2 separate regions of the Mus musculus genome follow, and region 1 is linked to region 2. A link is a contact called in ENCODE Hi-C or POLR2A ChIA-PET data. All regions are on one chromosome and are shown on one strand. The core of a region is the stretch at or near the end of the contact, and the rest is flanking DNA. Distances in the headings are between cores, read along the strand shown.

Region 1 (4,428 bases), core at 716-3,215, 770 kb before region 2:
GTGTCTAATACCATTCTGAAAGACAGAGAGAGGGCAGCAAGCTGCAGGTGAGCGAAGGAGACCAGGAGTCCTTAGAGACGCGGTTGATTCCAGAACTGGTGCAGAAGTCACAGAGGTACAGAAAATAATAAGGACAACACAAAACCTTCTAATGGCCAAAGTGAGAACAATTTGATATATTAAGTACATAATAACAGCAAAATAATCATATGAGATTTTGTTTTTTTTTTTTATTTTTCCAAGACAGGCTTTCTCTGTGTAGCCTTGGCTGTCCTGGAACTCACTCTGTAGACCAGGCTGGCCTTGAACTCAGAGAACCACCTGCCTCTGCCTTCTGAGTGCTGGGATTAAAGGCGTGGGTCATCAGTACCCAGCAATCATAGGAGTTTATGTTGACACAAAATAGTGAATACAGATAAAGAAACCAGATGGAAAGTGCCTCCTTAGAGCAGAAGTCAATAAAGGAGGGAAATTGAGGGCTGTTACAGTATCAAAGTAATAAATAGTACTTGGGGAATAACTGGACTACTAATTGCTATAGAGAATCTCCCAGATACCAAATTTAACTAAGTCATCTGATTGTGTCAACACACAAGCAGTAGGTCCCATCTGGAAGGTCCATGGAGGCATAAACTGAAAAGGGTACTTATACCTTGTGGTATTCTTAACAGAAATGCAACACAATCTAGTCCCAACTAACTATAGACAAACTCCTACTTGAAAGGCATTACCAACATTCCTGACTCTTCAAAGCACACAAAGTCATGATACTGCTACAGATTGGAAAAGGTAATGTCGCCAGGCCCATCAAGAGTAAGGCTGCTTACTAGATACCATTGTAGAATACAGAAGGGACTCTAATAAAAAGAATGGAATCCCAAGAGACCCAGTTAACCAGATAGTAATCTCTTGCTCTCTGTGACTGTATTAAGGATGGTATGTAAAATACTAACACAAGGGCGCTGTAGTGTTCTGTACTATGTGTACGAGTTTTCTTTCTCTCTTTTTTGTTTTTCTAAGACAGGGTTTCTCTGTGTAGGGCTGTCCTGGAATTCAGTCTGTAGACTAAGCTAGCCTTGAAGTCAAGAGATCCTCCTGCCTCTGCCTCCTAATGCTGGGATTAAAGGCATGGGCCACCAAGGCCTCCAGCAACTTCTGCAACTTTTCAATAATTGCAAATGACTCCAAATTTTTTTGTCTGGTGTTTGTGCATGTATAATAATTGCTGTTTCATGGATGAAAGAACGTGTAGAAGACAGGCCTGCAGTCATTTTCCAAGCACACACATTTGCAGTGAGAGGTGTCAAGTGCTTTTTATAAACTTAATCTCTTGGTACTTGCAACTAAGATGATATGGGTACCATGATACTAGGGTTCCACAAGAAGAAAAAGTACCCAAAGGTGAAGTAAATTACTCAAGAGTTATTTAAAAGCGAAAGAGCCCCTTTCCAGGAAAAAGGTCCCAAACTGCTGATAACACTATCTCCCAAGGAAATGCGTCCCCTTGGGCATGTGGGTGGTACAAGGAGAGTAAGTGCTGGCTCGGTCCCCGCAGCTGCGGCCTCTCCGCGTCCTGCTTGGGCACCGGTGTCGCGTCGTCCCTCACGGAGTCACCAGGACGCACCCAGGCCACACCAACGACCCCAGCGGCGCGGCTGGCCCGGCGACCCAGGGCCCGAAGCAGCTCTTCACAGCGACCCGGGAGGGCATAGCGCAGTGGGGCCTCGGCCTCCCCGCTCCCGCAGGGACAGCTACTCCAAAACTGAAAACAGAGAGGCTTGGCCACTTCTGGTCGCGGCCCCGGCGCTCACACTGACCCGAGGCCGGGCTTGGTGACCGGCGCCTCTCCCTTGCGTCCACAGCCCGGCCCGCGGTGACACATCGCAGCCCAGCGACCCCGTGGCGGCAGCCCGGCAGCCCCTTACCTCCCGCCTAGGCGCTCGAGGCCGTCGATACACACTGCGCAGACGCGAGAGGGGCGGGGCGTCTCCAGGGGCGGGATATGTGGCCCCGCCCCCTACCCGGCCAGTGGGCGTGGAGGTAATATAGTGTGCCAACCACTGGATGAACAATTCCAAGTGTTTTATGGGTCGTCTTGTGTACTGTATCTAAGACAATTTACACTTGGATAACCTTCTACATGTTACAGTTTTCCTGCACATTGTGTTCCTTGAATTTTGTTGGCGAGGACGGCCTTGTGCCCCTAGCTCTTTAGGTGTGTAAAAACTGAAGCTCGGAACCCAGTGCCATCCTTCCCCGCCCCGCCCCGCCCCGCCTCCCAGAGCCCCTGAGTGACTGGCTAGGAGTATCTGAATAGCCACAGGCACAAATGAAAGAAGGCATAAACTTTTTTGTCCAGAGCCTGCTGCAGTGCTTTGGGCGTCTGTCCTTATTAAAATGATACCTGGTCACTTTGAGGCTCAGCACAGATAGGAAGTGACTCACTCCAGTTCAGCCCGTTTGTGACAGCGCTGTACTCACAGCTGGTTTTCCTAATTTCTTCTCAAGTAGTTCCAGTTGGACCAGCTGCTGCTAGAACAAGCTTTGAAGTGTGTGCAGGTCATTGATTCTCCTCTCTGAATGTTCTGACCTCAAGACCTAGCCAACTAAAATATATATATGACTATTCAGGTCTTTGCTTGAAATGGATCTTCTGATGATGAAGTTTTCAACAGTCTTAAGAACATTTCCTGTTAGCTGTAAGGAAACTCAGTTCTTAGGATCTGCAGGTAGAAAGGAAGTAGAGGGGGAATTTTAGCCCACAGATTAGGGGCTTAAGAAAGTCTTGAAAGGCAATTTTTAAAATAAAGCTCATTATTAATTAAGCTATTTGAATTTTCTTTGGGGTATACTGGATGTTAGTGTTTATGGTACCCTTAGTTCATAGATTGAGGCATATCTATCAAATTTTCATCCCAAGGAGAAAAATAAAGGTATTAGGTAATGCCATAGGATGGATGGTAAAATGCCAAAGTCAGTTAAACAAGCAATAGGGAATCATTTAATTGGTAAAGTGCCTGCTTCACAATGAAGACCTGAGTTTGGACACCCAGCACCCACATACAAAACCAAGCTCTGTGGTATATGTTTATGATCCTAATACTATCTAAATAGACAAAAGGATCCATGAGCTTGCTGCCCAGCTGGTCTTGTTGAATTGGTAACCTCCAGGCTCACTGAGAGATGATGTGTGTTCTCTCTCTCTCTCTCTCTCTCTCTCTCTCTCTCTCACACACACACACACACACACACACACCGAATCCATTAAACAAGACCTTTTGAAGTAAAGATAACTAGTGTTAAGTTTTGAAAAAGTACAACAGGGAGCTGTGGCACTCTGGAATTGACTTTGGCCTTCCAGGTGGTTGTATGATGTTTGCTGTAACTTAGGTGTGTCATGTAGAGAGATAATGATATTTAATCTAACAGTTTGGCTAGCCTCACTTACAATCTACAATACTTAATTGAATCTTTCAATATTTAGACATAAGGGGTGTGACCATTCTCTGTGCTCTTGCCTTAAGCCATAAAGTTATTAGGATAATAAGATCTGCTGCCACGAGACAAAGTTTTCTTGATATCTTAACTTAACCCAGTAGATCCAAAGAAAACAAAACAGTAAGGAGAATACATCTTGGAAAAAACAAAAACAAAAAAGAAATTATTACCTGGTAACATGATTGCTTTCATGGAGAGCCTGTAGATATGAATTCAAACAACTTCAAGGTGGTTAAAGAGATGGCTCTTCTAAATGATAATCACAAGGTTAGAAATGTAGCAGGAAAGTGAACACTGAGAAAAATGTGTGATTGTATCTATGAGAAGGTAGAGGAGCTATAAAAAGAGTGGAGTAGCCCCAGAAAGGTTGGGTTTGGGGAGGAGAGGCTTAAAAGGAGTGTCAAGTATCAACAATCTCAAAGACAAAAAACGCAGGATTACCTCATTAGATGCAGAAAAGGCCATTGACAAAATTCATCACCCCTTCATGGTAAAAGTCCTGGAGAGATCGGGGATGCAAGAGACATACCTCAATAAAATGAAGGGAGTTTACAGCAAGCCCATAGCCAGGATCAACTTAAATGGACAGAAACTCAAAGCATTTCTACTAAAATCAGGAACAAGTCCAGATTTTCCACTATCTCCACACCTACTCAATAAAGTCTTAGCTAGTGCAATAAGGCAAATGAAGAAGAGCAAGGGGATACAAGTTGGAATGGAAGAGGTCTAAATATCTTTGCAGATGATATGGTAGTCTGCATAAGTGACCCTGAAAATTCCACCAGGAAATTCCTATAACTGATAAACATTCTTAGCAAAGTAACAGGATACAAAATCAAGTCACAAAATTCAGTAGAGCCTTTCAATATATAAATGACAGATGGACCGAAGAAAAATCAGTGAAACAAAACCTTTCACAACGGTCTCAAT
Region 2 (4,274 bases), core at 17-2,516:
TGTGTCTTTTACATCTGCATTATAATCAACTCCCAATAAACAGTAACTATTAAGTTTAATCATAGTTGGCATCCACAGTCTGGAGAGACTTTTGTTTTGGCTTGTTTTGCTTTTTAAAATGTTGTTATCCAATTTCCGCAACAAAAATGTATTTTCACTGTATGCAGGTTGCTAATGCCGAGCCTCAGTATTTTGCTTTCTCCTATTTTAATTGGTTCCTGACAAAGTTTTTTTCAATCTTCCCTCCAGAGGTGACAACCAGTATCACGACCGGCTTTAATATTTTGGGAAACCACACATTTCCCTTCAAACCCCAGCTACACAGAGGTCTGGTTTTAAAACTACCGCTTAGGGAAATGATACACCCAAAGCAACGATCCCCTCGAGAAAAGGAATAATTTGATCAATTCTACAGAACCGTTCCCATTCAAACGTTCCCAAATCTGCAGAGTGAGCAAACGTTCAAGTTTCTACTAGCAAGAAGACAATCTGCAGCCTTCTGGTTACTGGACTCTGAACTCTTCCCAGACTCACGAAGCGAGAACATTCCGCGCATCTTCGCGCCTGCTTCTCACACAAAGCCCCTGGTTGAAGAAAAGTCGCCCTAGGCGGGCGTCGGCACTCACGGCGGTGCGGCCCACCCGGGGTCTCTGCCCACGGCGCCCCTTTCGACCCTCCGGGGAGCCCTCCAAGCGCCCGGCCCCGGAGCGCCTCCACGCCGGTGCCCGCCCACGCCCCAACAGCTTCAGGCCGGGGCGCATTTAGGCAGTGGAATCAGGGGGCCACGGTCCCGGCCGGCCTCGCACCCCTAAGGGCAGCCCCCGACCTCGGCAGGCTCGCCAGCCGCTGCCCCCCGGGAGCCCAAGAGGGCCGGCCTCTGCTCGGTGCTCCGCCACCCGCGCTCGACACCGCCCCCGCCCCGCCTCTCCTCCCCGCCCCGGCTCGCGTGGCGCCTGCCGGGTCAGGAGCGCCCGGCCGGCCGGGCGCCGCCACCTGCGCCCCCGGCCCCGCGCCATGTTTGAGAAAGAGCTGAAGCGAGCCAGAGGCCCGGCCCGGCCCGCGCGCCCCGCAGCCACCCGCCCGCCACTCACCCTTCGCCCCCGGGAGCAGCGTCGCCGCCGCCACCAACACGATGAGGAGCTGCGGACGACGTGGAGCAGCGGCCGCCGCCTCCATGGTCCCGCCGCCACTGTTTGTGGCCCGGCCCGGCCCCGGCCGCAGCTTCTCCTCAGGAAGCCTCGCCCCTCCTCGCCCCACCTCCCCGCCGCCGCCGCGGCCTCGCTCCGGCCCTTTGTAACTGCTCGAGGGGCGTACGCCCATTGGCTGCCCGGCTCCCGCCGACCCCGCCTCCCCCGCCGCCCGCGAGCGCCCTAGCGGGACCTAGCCGAGAGCCCCGCCCGCGGGGCCCTGGGCTACCAATGAGCGGCCGTGGGTTTCTGCCTCTAACCACGCCCCCGCACTGCTGGGCCTCTGACCACGCCCCCTCACCGCTGGGCGCCTTTACTCCAGCCACAGCGGGCAGCTCGCGCTCCCGCGGCGGGTGGGGGCAGGGTCCCAGTCTGCGCGCCCGAGGGAGCCCACGGTCCCGACTGAGCGCAGGGTGTGCCTGTGAGAGTTGCTCAGGGAAAGACTGTGACCGTTGCACGCTCTTTTCTTCTACTCCAACCCCACCCTGACTTCCCCTGCACAGTCCTGCACCCGCAAAACCCAACTCTCGCCACTCGGACCCTCAATATTGTCCGGGGTTCAACTTCCCCCACCCTAGACCCGCGGCTTCCAGCCTCCCCGCAAAGACAGTCCGATTTCTTTCTGCACTCCACGTCCGCCCCAGACCTCGTCGTCCTCTCCCCAAATTCCAGTCTCAAAGTCGGAGCCCAGTTTCGGAATCCCAAGGTGGAGCTCAGACACACCCCCGAGTGGCCTCTGTGTCTCGGCACCGTAAAAAGACCCAGACTAAGGGTCCCCGCCGCCCTCCTTCCCTCCCACCTTTGCTGTCCCCGCGTGGAAGCGGAGAGGCCCACGGGTTTCGAAGGAGGGAGGATTGCCCTACGAAGAAGCATCCCGCCCCGGGGCGAAGCGGGAGCAGTCATAGGTACTTTGAGTTGTCTCCGACACTCCTGTGTAATAATTTCGAGGTGTCACTAAAAACCCAAATAAACTCAGCTCCGCTTTCATTCTGAATTCCTAATTTACTGTGAGACGCTCCACCCACCTTCCCTCTGGGACGCCAAAATGAGCTCCAGATTTGTAATTCTTCCTGTCAGACTAGTCCTTTCTTCAGACACAAACACAGTCACGGAGGCGGCCGCATGGCACCGACAGCATTTTTCCGCAGAACCTTTTAAGGAGAAAATGTTATTTTCTGTGTGATTTGAACTCGGAATTAAATAAAGCTCCGTAGTAGGAATCAGCCGGCCTCTAGTAGCTGTTGGTAAATTGCTTTATAGCCACTTTCCAAGAGTTTGATCCTGCTTATGAAAGCAAACCGTGGGGGCTAAGAGCTGGGGTCTGAGACTGCTCCTCGGCTCCAGCTAGGACACGCTTCAGCAAGTCCTCAACCTGCCAGAACCTGAACAGGCCTGCTCTCTGGGACTCCAGAACCATCAGTTCCTGCCTCCCCTGGCTCCCCTGGCCCCCCTGGCTCAAATGCCCTGAGGTTACAGGGACTAAATTTGACCAGCTTCTAATGAAATCTCTCTGGGAGATATAAAGAGCCTGACACACCTAAAATCTCCAGTGACTGCCCCCGCCTCACCCCCACCCCTAAAGCCTTGTACTTCCTAGGCAAGTACTCTACTCATAAGCTATACCCCCAGCTCTTGTGCTCCTATGTGCACCGTATGCAAGTAGTGCTTGTGGGGTCCAGAAGAGGGCGTCCAATCACTTGGAACTGGAGTGACACCTGGAGTGGAACTGTGAGCCACCTAACAAGGATGCTAAGAACGGAACCACTTCCTCTGCAAGAGCAGCAGTCTCTTAACTATTAACCTATCTCTCCGGCCCCCAGCCCTTGGTTTTTAAAGATGGGGGTCTCACTATGCAAACCAGGCTAGACTGAAACTCGGAATCCTCCTTCCTTAGTCCTCCACCTCCCCTCCCCCAGGCCTGGGGTTGCAGCCACATGCCAAGATGCCCCCCCTATTTTTCTTTTTCTGATCTAGTCTGTGTCTTGCATAAGATCTCAAGAGATTTTTATGCTATGCATGAATAATTAATCTCATAGGAATTTTTTCTCTGGTTATCTTTAATGGGTTGCAAATATTAAAAGCTCCCATCCCACTTATAAATGGGACTGAATCACAAGTCCAGAGTGCCTTAGTGACATAATGTGTCTGGAACAGTGTCTGGGACATAGTAAATATTTAGTTAATACCATTTACTTTGCCCCCTCCCCTTTGCATGATGTTAACCTTGAGTCTAACCCAATGCTTTGCCTTATGAAGCCTGTACTGATCAACATGAGGATTTTTTTCTGTGACACATTTCCTAGTCCAGGACATTTTCCATGGAATGAAGTGTGTTCACTTGGAAACTGAGGAACAAGAAGGAGAAACAGACTATTTTTAAATTATATCTTTCTGATATTAGGGGGAAATTTCCATGAGCTACAGATCTGAAAACAAGCTGTGTTAGAATGAAACAAAACCTGTCCATTTAAATTTGGGACTCTCTACAGTTTTTTGGGTTCAGCTGCTTGGGTCTGGGACCTGGAATGCCTGCTTAAGCTCCTCTGGAGGCAGTCCAAGAATATGCATCGCTAATAAACTACTCAGGAGGTTCTACTGCACAGGGCACCTGACCACTTCAGAAGACATTCACCTGCTTAAATATAGTAAAATGAATGAACCCACCTGTGTTGAAAGGTTGAGCCAAAGGTCGAAGCCTCCAGCCTTAGAGACTTCTGGACCCTCGTGATCCTAACATTCTCTAGATATGGGTCTGGGCTGCCTGATTTCTACTCACTCCCTAGCCTCAACACTCATTCCACCTTCTGTTACCCCTCCCCCCCACACACACACCTCCCGTCCACCCTCCTTGTGGCAAAGTAAGAATTATCTTACCTATACACACAGTTTTGTTGTGAGGCCTAAATGAGTGGTTGCCTGTAGACAGTCAATCACAAAAGTTCATTCCCATCTTAGTCTCCACAAATTCTCGGAAGGCTCATAGGATGCTCACTCTAGTGCCTTGATTTAAAGGGGAAGAGAAAGAGGATCATCTTTCAGCAAGTTGGCTCTGGAGCTCTGTCTGAGAGAAGTACTCTAGCCCCTTGC

What was found. Hi-C counts contacts between places; a loop is a spot of excess contacts on that map. ChIA-PET counts read pairs that join two places held with the same protein, here RNA polymerase II (POLR2A).
Region 1: a map of heart shows a loop between it and region 2 (3-fold over the local background). The contact joins the promoter of Stx17 here to the promoter of Tgfbr1 in region 2. A Hi-C loop is called at or near these places in 1 of 37 maps with a recorded cell type or tissue (heart). POLR2A ChIA-PET finds 5 or more read pairs at or near these places in 1 of 5 experiments (embryonic stem cell).

Annotation. Positions count from the first base shown.
Region 1 is chr4:48,122,456-48,126,883 of GRCm38, reverse strand. Stx17 (syntaxin 17) reads right to left here and starts at 1,965. Exons shown (of 8, transcript NM_026343.2): 1 at 1,926-1,965.
Region 2 is chr4:47,350,214-47,354,487 of GRCm38, reverse strand. Tgfbr1 (transforming growth factor, beta receptor I) reads right to left here and starts at 1,266. Exons shown (of 9, transcript NM_009370.3): 1 at 1,092-1,266. The coding sequence starts at 1,176. Gm32435 (a long non-coding RNA gene) reads left to right here. Exons shown (of 3, transcript XR_390551.4): 3 at 250-2,174.